Regions from separate parts of the Homo sapiens genome. Here region 2 is linked to region 1. A link is an interaction called in ENCODE POLR2A ChIA-PET data of the cell type or tissue named here. Cell type or tissue: Panc1. All regions are shown on one strand.

Region 1 (2,500 bases):
CCCCTCTCAGAGGGTTCATGATAGCACTTTGGATTCTGTTTGTTTGCATGTAGCTTTGCCTAGACTGTGAGCTGCATGGGGCAGAACTGGCTCATCACCTTTACCTCCCCAGGACACAGGTCAAGAGACGATCGGTAACTGCATGGTGAATGAATGAACTCTCACCTGTCTGGAAAGTGGGCTCTGGCAGGCCTCACACATACAGAGGAGAGGCAACAAAGCAGCTGCTGAACCGCAAGCTGAGCCCACAAGCTCTCTGTTGCCTTAGGCAATAAGATGAGAAATTACGGAAGCCAATTATCTATTTGTTGTCATGGCAATTGCTAGGAGCAGGGTGGGAGGCACATGACACCAGAAAACAAAAAATACAACAGACAGTGTAGACTGGGGCTACAGCTGCACATCAGAGTATCTGATTTTGTGTGTAGAGAATGGGGAAGGACCTACATCCCTACATTGATCTTTTGGGTCACAGCTGGTTCCAAGAATATATAGCAGCAGGTTTCATAGCGTTAATCTCTTAATAAAATGAGAAGTTTTTATAACATCAAATTTCATCTTAAAATTATCTTTATGCAGAATATTTAATAACACAAGTTAGTAATATAAGTGAGAAAGTAATCTATAGAGCCATATATAGTATGATCTCAACTAAATAAATATAAACATTAAAAAGAAAACCTTGCTAATACACACTGTATCCTGTATCAAAATATGCCATATACCCCATAAATAGATATACCTACTACATACTCAAAAAAATTAAAAATTAAAAAAAGAAAAAGAGAAACACTAAAGAAATCAGACAAAAATGATAACAATAGTTTTCATGGGGGATGATGGGATTTTAATTTTTTTCTTCATATATTTTCATACTTTGCAGATGTCTATAATAAGCATCGATATTTCTATAGCCAGAAAAATATTTTTAATTATATGTTTCATTTTAGTGTTGGAAAGAGCTTTTTGAGACAAAACAATCTATTCCCATCACTTTTTTTTTTTTTTTTTTTTTTTTGAGACAGAGTCTCACTCTGTCCCCCAGGCTAGAGTGCAGTGGCGTGATCTCAGCTCACTGCAACCTCTGCCTCCCGGGTTCAAGCGATTCTCCTGCCTCAGCCATCCAAGTAGCTGGGACTACAGGCATGTGCCACCATGCCCAGCTAATTTTTTGTACTTTTAGAGAGATGGGGTTTTGCCATGTTGGCCGGGCTGGTCTGGAACTCCTGGGCTCAAAGTGATCCTCCCAAAGTACTGGGGTTGCTTTGGGAGGTAATGAGCTTTGGGAGAAGCTACCGCACCCGGCCCCCATCACTTCTAATACCTTGTTCACAACTGTTTATAGGTTGTTCCAGTTTGAGAAACAACTATGCTAAGAACGGTGGCCACTTGCTGCTTTAGTTTTCTGGGTTCATCATGCCTTCTACTTCAGAAAAGATCCTGCATTACTTCAGTAATACTTTTTTTTTTTTTTAACTATGAGACACAGTGCCCTGCCGCTGACTCATTTAACCCACGACTATGTGGCTTCTGTGAAAACGGAGGACATACATTGTTTTCTAGGCTACTCCAAGCTACTTTGGTGATTCACAGATCATTATTAATTTACATTTAAAAAATTAAAATACAGATCTGATCACACTGGAGACAATACCACAAGCTTACGCCACAGTCAGGTTTGCTGTTATTTCCCAAAACACCCTTGCTGATTCATATTGCTTTGCCTTTTTGATGATTAAATGCAAGGCTCTCTATTAGGCAGACTGCAGCTTGAAAGAAGCCTAAGAGTCAGACACCCAGGAAACATAACAGACACCCAGGAAACATGGAGTGAAAATGTGATACTCTATTTGGCTGCTGAAAATTGGTATCCCTTTCCATATCTGAAAATCCCCTAGCTTATGAACATTAGACCTCATCTAGACTGCAACAAGGTAAGAGCAGGTGACAAAACTGCCCATTAGAACTTCCAGCTCAGCTTTTAAGTAAGAACCAGTGACAAGAAGAAGCCACAATGACGCAGTATTCACTCTGGCAAGGGGGCAGCCGCTATATCTGGGTTTGGAGAAAGCTACATCTGGGGTCAAAGGCAGCTACATCCGGGGTCAGGGGCAGCTATATCGAGGGTCAGAGGGAGCTGCATCCAGGGTCAGAGGGAGCTACATCTGGGGTCAGAGACAGCAGTGGCATTGGTAGAGTAGCAGAGACACAGTACCATCTGTGTCCAGTGGTGACAACAGATGCCTCTTCATGGGAACCGTCCTACAGTATGCTTGTGTATCTGTGGCTACCTATTCTCCAAGCCTGGTTCTTCATCCTGCTAGAGATTCTGAGAACTCTGCACTATCATTTAGCAAATTCCTTTTCTGCTTAAAGAGTTGGCTTCTGTTGCTTGTAACTACAAACCCTGACCAATTCAACATCTTTAAAAAAAAAAAAAATGGGGGTCAGGCGCAGTGGCTAACACCTGTAATCCCAGCATTTTGGGAGGCGAAGGTGG
Region 2 (2,500 bases), 120 kb after region 1:
GTCTGGAATAGTAGGGGGAGAAGAGGAGGAGAGCTTTGGCCAAACTCTGGACAGGTTGGCCCTGGGGATCTCTCTACGATTATCCACTACCATGAGAACTGCTGGGGAGACTCACGTTAGTGCGTGCTGGGCAGGCCTACCCCTCCATGGTGACCAGGATGCCAGGTGCCCCTGCCATCTCTGAAACTAGTCAGATCTGATTGTCCCCAACTCCACCCCATCCCACCCCTCATCTCTGGATTGTCAGCAGACTACAAGGTAGAGGCCCCACTGTGACAACCTGCAACTTGGCCTCCATAAAGGAACACAGGGCCCAGGTGCAGTGGGTGGCTCATGCCTGTAATCCCAGCTCTTTGGGAGGCCAAGGCAGGTGGATCATCTGAGGTCAGGAGTTCAAGACCAGCCTGACCAACATGGTGAAACCCCGCCTCTACTAAAAATACAAAATTAGCCGGGTGTGGTGGCAGGCACCTGTAATCCCAGCTACTTGGAAGGCTGAGGGAGGAGAATCGCTTGAACCCGGGAGGCAGAGGTTGCAGTGAGCCAAGATTGAGCCATTGCACTCCAGCTTGGGCAACAAGAGTGAAACTCTGTCTCAAAAAATAATAATAATAAAAAAGGAACATAGCCCTGCTGACCACCCAGCAGGAGAGGTTATGGAAGGCTAGGGTCTAGCCACCCCTATGGTCTGCACCATGCCTAAAGCATAAGTGTATGGGTTATCAAAGATAGCTTTTTTAGTTTGCTTTTGGGCCTAACAAGCATCCCTCACCCCTTTGTCTAGCCACAGAACAGTGGTTTGGGCAAAATCCACTCCATGACCCTCCTCCCCGACCCGATCTCAAGGCTCAGACCTGGCCAATGTCCTCCATCCTCCTGATGACAATAGCTGATTTAAGGATGGCCACATGACCTGAACTGCCACAATCACAATCATCTCTAAAATTGTGCTATCCGTGCTGGTGGAAAGGCTCCCTCTTCCTCCACCACCTTGAGAACGCCATCTAAAGCAAGAGGCGCTAGTAATCATCTTTCCCTCCACGGGGGGAAATCCTGCCCAAGAATGGAGCCAACATGGAAGAAGACAGAGCCATGAGATGGACTCAGCCTGACAGCCTCACTTAGATGCTTGGATGCAGCAGGGCCCAAAGACCCCAAAGTCAGCAAGTTCCCACTTTTTTTTTCTTTTTTTTGAGATGGAGTTTGTTGCCCAGGCTGGAGTGCAGTGGTGCGATCTTGGCTCACTGCAACCTCTGCCTCCCAGGTTCAAGCGATTCTCCTGCCTCAGCCTCCTTAGTAGCTGGGATTACAGGTGCCTGCCACCACGCCCACACCATACCTCAGGCTATCCACCTGCCTCGGCCTCCCAAAGTGCAGGGATTACAGGTGCGAGCCACCGCGCCTGGCCAGTTCCCGCTTTTTAAACAAATTAGTGTTAGATTTCTCTCCCTTTGCAACCCAAAGTCCCAGCTGTCTTCATTTTATGCCTGTTAAAAACACCACAGGAATTTAACGCATAATTTGTTATGGAATAATTTACAGTTTTTAATAAGAAAATTCATTTCTATTGCAAGGTTAAAAGATACTATTTAAAAAAGAAAAAAATTAATTTCTGAGACAATTATGTCACAAGTCACGAGCTAATCTATGGGCATGTTTCTACTTTACAATTTTAAATAATGAAAAATTAGGTCGACTAGTGCTTTGTTCACAATATTAAAATAATCACATGTTCAAGTAGTTATTTTAACTGTACATACCTTTAGGGAGTTCCGTATCTTGAATGGGATATTTGTCTGACTGTAGAAACCAACAAAAGAGGAGAATTATTTTTAAATGCCATGTAAGATCAAAGTGAAAAGAAAGCTTTGTCTTGGGAAAGTTATGACTTCAATTAAAAACTTGAAAATGTTTAACCTCAAACTTATCAACTGGCCTTATCCATTGATTGTGTTTATTCTCAGTCGACAGGAATGAAATCAAGGTTGACAAGAGGTTAATGCTGGAACATGAAACAGAATAAGGCTTCCAAATTTCCACAGCTTGGACCACGAAACTACACTTCCTCTCTTTTCTGCAGTGCTAGCCTCCTGCAGTTTACAATTGAGGAGCATTTGTTGTCATGAATTATGAGGACAGATGCATTTCTTCTCACCGTTTCTGCAATAGTCACTGGGGTCAATAAGCATGTGTTCTGGGCAGTACTCACTATTGCAGAGCTCTGGCCTGGGTCGACTGAGACAGGATGATTCAAAAGATCCCTTCCCTACTGACTGCACAAAGATCTAAAAATCAGTAATTATGCAGAATTCAGCACAGTTCCTCAATGCATCAGTTGAGAGTAATACTGTTACAGGAATTCAAAATAGCAAATGTTCTCACAATCACATATATTTCTTTTCATTTATTCATACTTACATGCCGATATCTAAAGTTCCGGAAACTTATTTCAGACTAAACAATGTAGCCATTTCTGAAAACGTCCATGAGAGGAATGAAA

The links. ChIA-PET counts read pairs that join two places held together with the same protein. Peaks named below come from ENCODE experiments on the same cell type or tissue, not always from the same donor. Only the 100,000 strongest peaks of a DNase experiment are listed, where the experiment ranks them.
Region 2: POLR2A ChIA-PET joins it to region 1 with 6 read pairs; 2 of 35 experiments call an interaction of 5 or more read pairs at or near these places.

What each region holds. Positions count from the first base shown.
Region 1 is chr1:236,533,579-236,536,078 of GRCh38, reverse strand. The region is part of intron 2 of LGALS8 (galectin 8); the gene reads right to left. Among named protein-coding and RNA genes, the nearest start is that of LGALS8-AS1, 10 kb to the right of the region's middle. RefSeq lists a silencer at 1-170. In Panc1, no CTCF peak of the experiment used is centred here; no DNase peak of the experiment used is centred here; H3K27ac peaks cover 2,449 bases.
Region 2 is chr1:236,413,560-236,416,059 of GRCh38, reverse strand. It overlaps EDARADD (EDAR associated via death domain), which reads right to left. Exons shown (of 6, transcript NM_145861.4): 3 at 1,761-1,800. Among named protein-coding and RNA genes, the nearest start is that of EDARADD, 21 kb to the right of the region's middle. In Panc1, no CTCF peak of the experiment used is centred here; no DNase peak of the experiment used is centred here.